2 separate regions of the Homo sapiens genome follow, and region 1 is linked to region 2. Evidence: chromatin loops called from intact Hi-C (ENCODE). Cell type or tissue: CD4-positive, alpha-beta T cell. All regions are shown on one strand. Each heading gives the region's core, and the rest is flanking DNA. Links, peaks and the distances in the headings are about the cores only. Region 1 overlaps BMP2K (BMP2 inducible kinase). Region 2 has its middle 220 kb from the start of CXCL13.

Evidence for each region. Peaks named below come from ENCODE experiments on the same cell type or tissue, not always from the same donor. Only the 100,000 strongest peaks of a DNase experiment are listed, where the experiment ranks them.
Region 1: it touches region 2 in a loop (32-fold over the local background); 2 of 110 quality-filtered maps call a loop at or near these places.

What each region holds. Positions count from the first base shown.
Region 1 is chr4:78,862,081-78,868,997 of GRCh38, reverse strand. It overlaps BMP2K (BMP2 inducible kinase), which reads right to left. Exons shown (of 16, transcript NM_198892.2): 10 at 3,278-3,441. Among named protein-coding and RNA genes, the nearest start is that of PAQR3, 74 kb to the left of the region's middle. RefSeq lists an enhancer at 6,249-6,543. In CD4-positive, alpha-beta T cell, for the core only: a CTCF peak has its summit at 4,365 (motif pointing right); a DNase peak (open chromatin) is centred at 4,387.
Region 2 is chr4:77,382,414-77,389,330 of GRCh38, reverse strand. No RefSeq gene overlaps it. Among named protein-coding and RNA genes, the nearest start is that of CXCL13, 220 kb to the left of the region's middle. In CD4-positive, alpha-beta T cell, for the core only: a CTCF peak has its summit at 3,778 (motif pointing left); a DNase peak (open chromatin) is centred at 3,760.

The DNA of each region.
Region 1 (6,917 bases), core at 1,348-6,347, 1.5 Mb before region 2:
CTGTGAGAAGAGGGCCACCATCCTCCAGACCCCAGAATAGTAGATCCACCTACAGCTTGCAACATGCGCCTGAAAAAGCTGCTGATACTCAACGGCCAGCCCATGAAAGCCGCCGGGAGAGACACTGTACTCTGCAAAGCCACAGGGGAGGAGCTGCCCAAGACCATGGGAACCCACCTTTTGCATCAGCATGACCTGGATGTGAGACCTGGAGTCACAGGAGATCATTTTGGAGCTTTTAAATTGGACCACCCCACTGGATTTCAGACTTGTATGGGCGCTGTAACCCCTTTGTTTTGGCCAATTTCTCCCATTTGGAACGGCTGTATCTACCCAATACCTTATCCCCATTGTATCTATGAAGTAACTAGCTTGCTTTTGATTTTACAGACTCATAGGTGGAAGGGACTTGCCCTGTCTCAGAGGAGACCTTGGACTGTGGACTTTTGGGTTAATGCTGAAATGAGTTATGACTTTGGAGGACTGTTGGGAAGGCATGATTGGTTTTGAAATGTGAGGACATGAGATTTGGAGGGGTCAGGGGTAGAATGATATGGTTTGACTTTGTCCCCACCCAAATCACAACTTGAATTGTATCTCACAGAATTCCCATGTTGTAGGACGGACCCAGGGGGAGGTAACTGAATCACGGGGGCGTCTTTCTTGTGATAGTGAATAAGTCTCATGAGATCTGACGGGTTTATCAGGGGTTTCTGCTTTTGCTTCCTCCTCATTTTCTCTTGTTGCCGCCATGTAAGAAGTGCCTTTCACCACCCGCCATGATTCTGAGGCCTCCCCAGCCGTGTGGAAATGCAAGTCCAATTAAACCTCTTTTTTTCCCCCAGTTTCTGGAATGTCTTTATCAGCAGCATGAAAACGAACTAATACGTATGTATAGTATGACTCCATTTATTTTATTTTATTTACTTACTATTTTTGAGACAGAGTCTTGCTCTGTTGCCCAGCCTGGAGTGCAGTGGCATGATCTTGGCTTACTGCAACCTCCACCTCCTGGGTTCAAGTGACTCTTGTGCCTCAGCCTCCCAAGTAGCTGGGATTACAGGCATATGCCACTACACCCAGCTAATTTTTGTACTTTTAGTAGAGATGGGGTTTTGCCATGTTGGCCAGGCTGGTCTCGAACTCCTGGCCTCAAGTGATCCACCCAACTCGGCCTCTCAAAGTGTTGGGATTACAGGCAGTGAGCCACCATGCCCGGCCTCCATTTATTTTAAATACAACATGAATTATTTATATCTGTATATACACATGTAAAAACATAAAAAAGGACTGGGAAGATGACCATTAAACAGCGCTGGTTAACTCTGGGAAGAAAATGGAGGGAGACATTTACATTTTCACTGAATACTACTGTATAATCCGAATATTTTAAAATACAATACTCACGTGTTAATTTTTGTATTATTTTTAAAGGGTGAAGAAATGTTAAAAAAAAATGCACTTATTGGGGGAAAAAGCGGAACATTTTTCCAACTTAAGCTGAAAGCATGTAAGAAAGAGAAACACGGCCCCTGACATCAGGATTAGGCCTGGCAATCACAGCTAAGTCTTGGTGCTCTCCTGTTGAATAATCTCATACAACATTAGACAAGGACACTATGACTTTGATGGATCAAAATAAGACCACTCCAAAATCATGTCTGAACAGCGACAAAACCATGAACATTGTCCAAACCCCAAAAATGCCTCAACATCTTTAGCTACTGAGGCTTTAGCTTCCTTCTTTCTAGACAAAATTTATATTAAGAAACCTAAACATATCATAACACCTCTTGCTTTTTTTTCTTTTTTTCTTTTTTTTTTTTGAGACAGAGTCTCATTCTGTCACCCAGGCTGGTGTGCAGCAGTGAGATCTTGGCTCACTGCAATCTCCATCTACTGGGTCCAAGGGATCCTCTGCCCCTCAGCCTCCCCAGTAGCTGGGACTACAGGTGTGTACCACCATGCCATTGCTCAGGCTGGTCTTGAACTCCTGGCCTCAAGCAATTCGACCTGCCTTGGCCCCCCAAAGTGCTGGGATTACAAGCATGAGCCACTGCACCCAGCTTCATATGCCCTCTTCTTGACAGTATCCAATACAGAGCAAAGCCTACTTCCCTTTGAGTTCGAGACCAGCCTGCCAACACGGTGAAACCCCATCTCCACTAAAAGTACAAAAATTAGCTGGGTGTGGTGGCAGGCCCCTGTAATCCCAGCTACTTGGAAGGCTGAGGCAGGAGAATGGCTTGAACCCAGGAGGCGGAGGTTGCAGTGAGCCGAGATCGTGCTATTGCACTCCAGCCTGGGGGACAAGAGTGAGACTTCATCTCAAAAAAATAAATAAATAAAAAATAAAAACATCACCTTTCCTGAACATATACTTTACTTGATAGTAACAACAGTAGTTAATAGTTAACATTTATCAAAGGCATACCGTGTATCAGGTAGCACATTAAACAGCCATTTAATCCTCCCAATAATCCTATTAAGATAGGTACTAGTACTTTTAGAAGCTATATTACTAAAAAATGGGAGAAATAGGACTCAAATCAGGTTCGTGAGACTCAAAACGTACACTCTTAACCATTAGGGTATCCTCATTAAAAACATTTTAACATTAAAACACGACAGATTTATCATGAAATAAAGTGCAAAACAGGATTTCTTTAAGGTGAGTCTTCAGGTTATACTCCCAGATCCTTGAGAAAAATAAGTTTACTCAAATGTTACGGACATTTCTTTGGGGGGAAAAATTTTTTTTAAGTACCACACTGTACCATAATGCTTAGGAGATACTTTAGATGAGTAAATTTTTCTCAAAATCAGGTAAGTTTTTATGTTGTAATGTCCATATGGATGGTTCAAGATAGCCCTTCACCAAGGCTCTAGGTGCAATACAAAGACATAAACTTTGTAAGACTAGTGTTTCAACTTTCTTTCTCATATAACATAGACTTTTTCCATACCGTTGAACTTTATTCCCAACCTCAAACCCTATTAGTTGATGACTCTAGGGATAAGAGTTTGTATTTATAGTATCAAAGCAAATTGTGAGTTTTTTGTACCATACTTTTATATTGCCAGTAACTTCCCTTTGCCTACAACAATTGAATTGTTGAGAAACCAACTGAATTTATTAGACATCAATAGAAAGTTTCTGAAAGCATTATGTTATCTACTTTACAATATTAAGGATCACCTGAGGTCAGGAAATCAAATCATGAAAGGTTTATTAACATTAACCTTTAAGAGGATGAGGTTGGCGGGGCTCTATTACCTTTTGGTCTATGGTTACCGAATTCACCAGGAGCAAGGACTTTAACAGGTGTTGCTGAACTTTGAATGGTCAGCACACTGGGAGTGGCAGTAGTAGCAGAGTTGGCCTTTGGTCTTTGTCTTGGTGCAATTGAGGTTTCTGTTGGTCCAATGGTATCTGTTATTCTACAACAGAAGAATATATTTCATTCTAAATACTGGGATTATTTCTAATTTACTATTTATTCTATAAAGCATCCAACTCAACAGATACATTTTAACTATTACTGATAATCGCATTAGTCCTCATCTTTCTCCTAAGGCTCATTTTCAAGTATTAAACGTTTACTAAACACAGAAAAATAAATAAAACTAACAATTTTCCTTAAAACAGTACACAACCATTCATAATCTCCTACTGAAACCAGCAGAAAAAGAATATAGTCCCAGAAACTGCTCTTAAGGAGATGAAATGATACTGAAAGGAAATAAACAGAAACCTTTTCATAAGCTTTTGGACAAAACTGACAGCCACTCTCTGAACTTGTCAGGGAAATAAAAATAAGAAACAACAAGGAATAATCTCCCTTTACTTGGACTCCAAGGCATAAAAAAAGAAAAGACTGTGGCCTAGGGCACGTTAAACAAAATAAGCCAAAACTTTTAACAGATGCCACCTGCTCACATTCAACTTCTTGAATCTTTAACTTTGCTTTACTTAGAACACAGAATGGAAAGTATATAAAATTTATCCCACTAGGACTTAGTTTAGGCCCCAGATGTGAGTGGTTAAGCAGTAAACACAGTTTTGAAATCAAGAAACAATAAATATAATTTGAGAAGACACCAACATTTGCTTTTTTTAAAAAACAAAAAAGGTAAAATATTTATATATTTATCAACTTGCTTTCTATAAATTAAGTACAAAAACTCAAATACTTGTTAATAGGACCAAATGTTCACTTTCCAACAGGATTCACAATAAAATATCTTTATTAAATCCCCTTACACATTTTCAAGTGAATACTTAAAATTTTTACATACATATGATTTATGAAGCACACATCTGCTGCATTTGCATCTATCAACAAGTGCACAGATCCAGTTATTTCCCAATATCTGTGTGTACCACAAGAGGGAGCCCTATTAACAACTATCTTTCCAAGAGGTACCAAAAAAAAAAACGTGACACTGAATCAAAAGATCTTAGAATTATATGTATGCCGTTTTCTGAAAGTAACACTTAAGCTCTAGATGGGATGGGGATGGTAAAAGACATGAAAATTTAACTAATAGGCCAAATATATACAGATATTACATATATATATACACCGATATATATATCGGTGTATATATATATGTAATCAATTATATCTTGTTTTAATGATAATCAAGTATTTACTGACATTAAATTATTGATGTGGCATTACAATCAATGCTATACTCCCTAAGCTCAAGTAATTTGGGGGAAATATTGTACACAATCTCTCTCTTTAACTATCCATTCTGTATTAAACGGCTAGTACAGGCCAGACCTGATGTTGCCTTGTTGCTGGTCTAAACCCTCTTTACAGATTCACAACACACGTAGGCATAGCAAAAGCCCTAAGAAGCATATTAAAAGTCTGTATACTTTGTTCACTCTGATGTCTCTGTTTTATCAATACAGTAATATGTATTGTACATTTACTGATATCCAGCAAAACACTGCATAACACCCTGTCTTCAAAGAATTTACAGCATACCTAGGAAGACAGGGCATATGTTAGTGGAAATGTAATAAATATAAGATAGTAAAAATCATCAGTGCCAAGCTAGTGCTGTCAAGAATTTATGGAGATGTAATTGTACTTTTAACCTAATTTGGCTACAGAAGGCTTCAGGTAGAAACTGGGGTTTAAAATTTTCATAATAAGTTTGACTTTATTAGGCAGTGACAAAGAAACCAGGCATTCTATGTGAAGGAATGGGAAGAAAATGCCTGGGCAGATTAGGCATAGGGAAGATACAAAATCGACTGAAGTTAAAAACAGTAATTATTGCATCGATACTGCTGTACAGTCTCATTTTCACTATTACAACAGTCACAGAGCTGTTTTTCTGCTTCCCTTCTTTTCTCCTTGCCATCACCTGAACAAAATCATCACAGGTTTCCTAGAACTCAGACTCACACTCTCCTGCTTAAAATCCTTCAATGTTTCCATCTGCCAGGCCAGTGATTCTCAGTGTCTCAATCTTTAAGACATGTGTCAGATAAATTTCACATCTTAAACCATACTAAGAGCAGATGCAAAGTTTGGGGAGATGAGAGCGACCTTTTAAGAAGGCAAAGAATACCACAGATTGAAGGCAGCTGAGAAACCCACAGGCGCTTTTTGAAAACGTGGGTAATGAAACTGCTAGTAAATGATTTCTCCTCCCAAAATGTGCTCTTTACATGGAAAAAACTAAATTTTTTAATATTAAGCTTTGTATACATTTAGATTTTTTCAAGTTTTCACTAATATTCATAAAGAGTAAATTTATATTAGTAACCAATAAGTACCAATCAACCTTATTTTTTAATATACATAATGTTCAGATTTAACATACTATAAATAAGCACTGTGAATTTTAATAGCACTATTTCATTGTCTTGTAACTCTAAAGCTATAACTTGCATTAGGGTGAAAAAATAATCAAATCATCATTCTTGTTCAGCTGACTTACGCTTTTTTTAAAAATCTGCACCTACTTTCTCAAAGATTTAATTATTTACTAATTATTTTAAAAAACAGAAGTCACAATAAAATTCAACTGACAAATCCTACAATAATTCATAATTAACACTCAACTATAACAGTGGATGCTAATTAAAGCTATGTCATAGATAAGACCAATTGCTGTTCAACCTGGATTCCTGCAAGTTAGATATAACTTTACACCTTCACCTCTTCTCAAAAGAACATTTTGAAATTCAAGTGAATGAAGATATTTTTAAAGTAACACCATTTTTTAAAATAAGTCATTCGCAAATGAAATTTTAACAATGTATAAGTAACAGATCATTTACAACACAGTCACAACCAAGTCTCAAAGAGTAGAACTGACTAGAAGGTTGAAAATTAACTGACCTATAGGCCAAAGTCCAAATTTCTCAGCATGATATATAAACAAAGTTGTTCATGATTGGCATTTATCTACCTCTCCAGCTTCATTTCCCACTACTCCTGTATATGTCCCCTTTTGTCCTAGTCCTGTAGTTTCACAATAGTCATTCTTGCCTAAACTGCCTGCCTGCTATAATTTCACTCCACACCCTTCCAAGTGATTGACTATTCATCATTCAAGGAAGAGTGCAGCAACTCCCATCCGCAGGGAAAGCATCCTTTATGTGCTCCTGTTTTCTCTGTTCCCAGTCTTTCCCCTCCTCCACACTCTCAAAGTAGCCTAATATCTATCAGGTTGTAATCGTTTACTTGTCAATTAGAACGTGAACTCCTTGGAAATAAAAACTGCTTTTTTTTTCTTTGTGTTTAAATTGTCTACATCTTGCATATAAAAAGCATATGAACAAATATATTTTTGTATTGTGTAAACAAATAAACTTTGCATAAATAGCATACAATACAAAATTGCTGTGACCAAGAAATCTCCCCAAATGTAGTATTATACCTGTCTGA
Region 2 (6,917 bases), core at 1,102-6,101:
AAGTGTCAACCCTCATCCTCTGCAGGCTGCCCAGCTTGAATCTTCCCCTCAGAGTGGTGGACAGTCCAACCTGCCCTCCCCGGGTCCCTCCTACTTTGGGGATTGAGTGGCCCCACATCCATGACAACTGCCCCAGTTCTGGCTAGGGTCACTATTGTGACACTAGCTGCTGCCACAGCTGAACCTGCCCCTGCCCTACCTCTGCATACCCTGGAGAGACTAGTTCCCTCCACCAGGTGATGCAAGAATCCACTTGTCCACTCCCTGCCAGTCTGATGCCTACACAGCCCACATTGCCCATCTGGCCTCCATGCTTACATGAGTACCAGTTCCAGGCAGTAAGAACCATCTCAGATTGTTTCTAATTTTTTATTCTGCTGAGGGTTCAGGTCCAAGTAGAAGACATTCATATCATAAGGCAAGCAAAGGGTTAAACTACTGCTGTGTCCTGTGAAGAAAACTTTGGATTTTCTCTCCCCAACCCCATGCCTGTGAGAAGACTGGAACAAGACTTCTGCCTGGAGACCTACCCCAACCCGAGGAGCCTGGGATAAGGATCCTATAATAGCTCTGCTCGAGCCATCAGAATCCTTGGATAGGTTTTCAATGTAGCAAACTACTGAGGGTAAAGATTGAGGATGGATTTAAGACACAAAGTCCTACAGCCTGGACCTACCTATGACCAAGGTTAAGAAAATGAATTTTCCCTGTGGTCCAAACCATCTGGGACATGGAGACAGCATGAACTACTTTGGTCAATTTTGTAAGCTGTAGAAGTGACATGTGGGAGGCCTATAGACTGCACTTGCTATGTGTCATGAAATTGTTCTGAAAGTTTAGTTTTCTGCAAACAAGAACCTCATTAGGTTATGAGAGTGAAAATGGGTATGTAGTGGTCTCCAACCTGTCTAGTCACTTCATAGCTTCTGTCTCTCATGTCAATCATCTAATACCTAAAGCTCAGATTCCATCTGGAGCTCAGTAGGAAAGGTAGGGCCAAAAAAAAGCTATGCTGAGCATATGCATGTGTTAACACAGGCCAGAGATTAAAAAGGGTAGACAATTCCACCAAATCACTGGATTTGGAGGGCATAGGAATGCTCCAACCAGATCCCCTTCAAAAACATGTTGCCCTAGCTGCTTGAAGCACTGTCAGCAGCCTCCAGTCAACTTCAGGGTTTGCCTCAGCTCCAAGGGCATGCCCTTCCCATGCAGCCCCCATCCAATCACTGACTGCAGCAGACACATAAAGATCAGCTATTTCAGGCCACCATGGAACAAGCTGAAGGGCCACATGAATACCAACACTGGCTAAGGCATTGCTGGGCCTGCACTGCAGTTAAGTGCTCCTGTCACCCAATCCTGTTTCCTTTCCCATCCAGGATAGGATTTGGTCTCTACATACCATACTTCCTGCCAAATTCCACTTCAATTTTTATTCTAAACAGTCTAATCTACAACACAGACAAAAGGGCCTAGAGAAATGCAGTTCCTCTGTTCTGTGCCCAGAATGCCTGTTCATTACAATGAAGTCCTCCCTCAACTCTCAACATTCTCCAATTACATGTTCTGCCCAATTCTGGCAACTCCATGATCTGTCATGGTTCCTAGATGTCTCTAGTTTCAGTATTTGCATGCCAACTTTTCTACCTCATTATGGCACTGGATTGCAGTGATTTTACCACTAACCATGGTTTCTTGCCTAGTGTATGGCTCTTCAAGAACACGTCCTGTGTGGCTTATTTATCCAACCTAACACATATACATCTAAAACCTCCAAGTTGGTTCTACCTCCTGGAATTGGTATAAAGTATTGCCCACTTTATCCTAGATAGCACCCAAGTGGCTTTACACATTCAGCAACATTAGGGAGGATTCATACTTAGAGCCAACAAGCTAGTAGTAGGAAATGAAGGACCAGATATTCATCTTCCCACCAGTAGAGTCCTCAGAAAAAATTATAGAAAAATCAGTAATGTCGCATGCTTCGAGACCTAGTTGTAGATACCATTAAATTTACATAAGCAGAAAATGTATGTGTAACAAAAGCCACTCAGTCAAGTCAGAACTGAGTTTCAAAACTAGACTAAAATCTGAGCTTAATTACCTTAAGATGTTGTTTGCCTATAAATTCCACGTATCATACCGACTAGAATCCCAAGAAAGTTACATCATACAGAACTCTAATAACTTCCTTAACTAGCATAAAATACTCTCTTAAAACACTCTAGCTTCTCTACAAGAACCAAAAGCTGACTGAGTTTGTTATGAACCAATGTACTATAGACTTTCTTTGCTATCTCAGGTCACCATCTGTAGTCATTGTTATGTACTGGGAAAGTGTTCTAGGCAAGAGACACTATGCAAACAGAAAACACACAAAAATGACCCTGTGGGTGCTCACCAGCAAATCCAGCTGCACATGAGCGCAAGGAGGATGCTGATGGTCTTCCATGTGCTCTGTGTTCTCACAAGGCCTACACCTTATGCTCACATTGCTTAATTCACTGCACTTTGTCACTGATAGTCACATAAAGGGAAATATTAAGTAAGCCTAGGAAAGCTCATGTTTGCATAAGATTTGTGAGCAATAAAAAATACAGGGTAAAAGCATAGAAGTCTCACTAATCCATACACTTACACCTTCTGAGATGCTGTTTTATGCACACAAGAGAAACGTGCTCACATGATGGATCTAGAATACCAAGGCCAGCCTGCTTTCAACTTTGAGAATCAAACTATTTCCAATGTATTTTTCATCCCTTTATTAGAAGGGCCAAGATACTAAGGCAGGTATATGCTGCTCAAGCACAAGTCCCTCTGAGAAACATGCCATTCTGTGACCATCTACTCAACCAAGGTGCTTATTATTGACCAAAGAGCTGACTCTGCCTCTCTGGATCTTTGCTCTGTTTTAATCTTTCCGCATCTGGTCCCCCACTGAGATCTTTCTCCAACACCTACTCTGGATCATCTGCTTTGAGACAGGTTCCTTTTACCTTCACCCATTTCCCTACCAAGAAGTGCCTCTACCCAGGGCTGTATGCCCAAATTTATTTTTCAAAATGCTATCAAAATTTGACATGGGAACCTTCAGAATGAAGACCCACGGAGAAACAGAAAACTTTCTATTTTCCTGCTTAGGTTTAATGATGTATGAACAGCCATGTAGGACTGTAAATGGTCAGAGATATATGACCTAATGCTAATAGACTGAGTTGGGAAAGCCACCTAGGCCTGTCTAGATTCTTTGTCTCTGGCATTTCTTCCACCTGGGTTGGTGGCAGGACCCCTTGTGGAATGAGGGTCTCATAACCTACTATTAGTCAAGGTAGGTCAGAATTTCTTCATGGCCAGTCCTTACACAGAAAGGCAAGGAGAAAGTGAGCAATCTTTCCAGGTTTTACAGCTGGCCTTGGGGAAGAGGGCTTCTAGTTTCTATGACTTGCCTTGAGGAAGAGGAAGTCTAGTTTCTGTGACCTGTCTTGGAAAGAACAAACAGGAGACAGAAGAACAGAAGGTCAGAGACTGACTGTTTCTGATACTGCTTCTGAGGCCTTCCTATCTCTTTTAGTGCAAAGTACTTATCAGGCCAAGAGGCCACTCACTTGTCCATTCTTTCTTCCCAGAAACATCACTAAGAAGCTGCTCATTTGAGGCCCCAACCCCTCTCCAGGCTTTCTCAGGGATCGTTGGCTCTGAGTATGGATCCTCCTTGAAGTCACTGAATGCGTAAAGTTGTTCTGCTGTGTGAGTGCTGCCCTCTTCTGGCCAACACAGTGAATCAGGTTTCAGAGTTTCTGCCCTGGCAGTTTACCTTTGGGACTTGTCTGATTCTTTCACACCCCACATGCACTTCCAGAAACCCTGGGAGGGATGCACAAGACCACTCATATCTCGTGAAGCATAGAAGTCAGCGAGTCAGTTTCTAGCAGTGTCCTGTGGTCTCAGATACCTCATCCTGGACTCTAAAGCCATCTCCCTCATACAGGAAGTTAAACTCATGATCTGATACACTTTGAGCCATCCAATCAAATAACCACTGAGAGGTCCACAGAAGTGCTGTTTAGCTTTTTAGTACAGACTTGCTTTCACATGGAGACCTCTGTTGAGTGAGTCCCTGATTAAAAAGCAGAAATAAACTCTTGGTTCCCCAAAAAACAAAGTGCCAAGTGCCAAGCAACCTTTACCAAGGTCAAGGCTCTAACTTACACACTTGCCTGCCCCACAATATAAAAGATGATCAATTTAGAAGCAAAATATAGAATGTATAGCTGTGCCACAGAACAGTGATATCCTATTCCATAACCCATAACACCAAATATGGCTCACTAGCACTCCCCCAGAACATGCAGGCATAGCCACTCCCCCAGAACATGCAGGTGACTGCCGTAGTTGGCAGGTCAAGCCCCCCCATCCCCCATCACTCAATTATAGGCCTGTCTATAAACTAGGAATCTTGTGACATAGTTTAACTCTGCATACAAATTGGGGACATTGAGACAAGGGGCTAGAAGGCAAAGCTCTTATACATCCTACAAGCCTGAGTGTGTTTGGACATACCTCTCATAGAGCTTTAAGCCTGGGAACTCTTATTAGGGAACTGGGAAAGATGAGTCTTCATGTTCAACTCAATACAGGGAGTCTTGTGAAACAGATAAAGGTCTAAACTCACAGCAGATTTCAATCCCATCCTAAAGACAAGAACAATGAAAGGAAGTTTCACTTTTTCCAAAGGAAGAGGGCTTGAAGTGAGAAGATACCATCTGAGCAAGAAACCTATTTCTGCCACCATCCTCAGCGCAACACAGATGGGTATTTCTTCCTCATTGTCTTGACCCTTGGCTCAAGGCTTTGTGAGCAAGCCAAAGCATTACTGACCAGTACTGGGAATACCAGGGCCAGCCTGCTTTCAACTTTGAGAATCCAAATGTATTTCCAACATATTTTTCATCTCCTTATTAGAAGGGCCAAGACACCAAGGCAGGTATATGCCTAAGTCATACAGCAATATTCTTTATGAGTTTTAGCTTATATCAGCAAAACTAGTACCACTTTGGGATTAAGAAAGACATACTTGTTAAATTGCTAAGTGAGAACACTATTTCCAATTCTAAAGCCTCTTGGCTATGCTCTATGGCTATGACACCAATAAAAATGCCTCCCAGGCCCTCATCTTTGAGGAAAGTAATTGACAGCTCAAATTAATCTGCTATGAATCTACAACAGAGGCCCATGGCCCGACCACTTGACCAGTAGACCAGATGCAAATGGACTGCAAAGTCAGACAAAGAACCCTGAAAAGGTGTGTTCATGTAGACATGTAAATTTCATTTCACATGTGAAGACTCACTACAGAGCACCAGCCACAGAAACTCACCGAGCCACCCAAACAAAATGACTGCCAGTTATCAGCCAACTAGCAAATGAATACAGGCTATAGTGGCAACAGACATGGAGGCTACACAGGTGCCCAACAGCATGTAATGCCAATTTCTAGAGACAGTCTAGTAACTCTGAATGTGCAGCTCTTTAGACAAATGTTGCATCCCCATATAGCACCCTGATAAGGAGACCAAAAAACCACTTGTTAGCAAGTTGATTACATTGAGCCATTTCTATTCTAAAAGAGTCAGCCATATAGACTCACAGGAATAGACAACTATCTTACTATGAATGTCCCTTTCTTCCTTGAGGAATCTCTACCACCACTACTATCTGGGATCATTTGCAATGCTCCTTCCACAGGCATGCAATTCCACACAGACATGTCACCAATAAATTGGAATCAGAAAGAAGTGGTACAGAATGGGCTCCTAATCATGAGGTAACCTGGTATCATACAACATCATTCTGAATCAGGTGACTTCAGCACTGAGAGACTCAGAAAGCCATGCAGCAGCACTGAGTGAATGTGCTCAGAGTTTGGAGTGCCCTTCTTCATGATGCCATAGTACATTACAGAGGTGCTGTATCCCCAGTAGAATGATTACAGGGATGCTGCAACCTACAGTTGAGAAGGAAAAATGGTCTCATTTTCTACTGCTTCAAGTGAGTTACTGGTCACTTTGAGTCATCCTTGTGGCAGGGCAACAGAATGACCAGCAGGAGACTAGGCACCCTGGAGCAGTAAAGAACATGAATGGAACCCAAGTATTCCACTTGAGTATCTTATTTCTCGTCCCATTGTAACTGGGGCATTAAGTAGCCCTATCTTAAGCATCTATTCACTAGAGGTTGAAATACCTCAGGATGAAGGTGTGGATCACACCACCAGATCAGCACCAATCCTCAGCTGAGGCGATAGCTGAGTGCAAAGGGAATTCAGGGTGGATTTTGGTGGTGGAAGAGGAGAAGTAGTTGTGAGCCAAGACCCACTTCAGCCACAGCAGTTGCATTTCTTCCCCTAACATCTTCCTGTATAAGTTTCCTCTCAAAAATAGAGGCCTGTGGACATGGAGTCACTGCTCTGTGAACTGGTGTAGGGAAGTAGATCTGTGCAGCACAGGGGCCAACTGTGGGTCCATTAGAACACCACACTTCCTAAATGCTGCTTCCAGCTGATGCTTCAGTGCAGCTGGGAGACTATGGCAGGCTCATTTAGGACACTTGGAACTCCCAGTGGGCAAGTTGGGCCCTGGGACTTGCCATCTGCTTTGCCAAAACACTTAGTATTGTACTCCTCAGTCTAAGCCACTTCCTACCTGACCTTTCTTCTTTCCTTGAGAAGGTAAGACGTGCATGCATTGTGGTTTGATCCTCCCAGACTCCTCCAGCTCCCTCCTCAATTTCTGTCCCCGGGCTTTCTTCCCACCCTCAAAGCTTTTGAACATCCAATCCCACTTTGGTATCTGCATATAAGAGGACAAAAGCTAGCAGTCAAGATGTTTCATTTTAATTAAAACGGATACACTAAA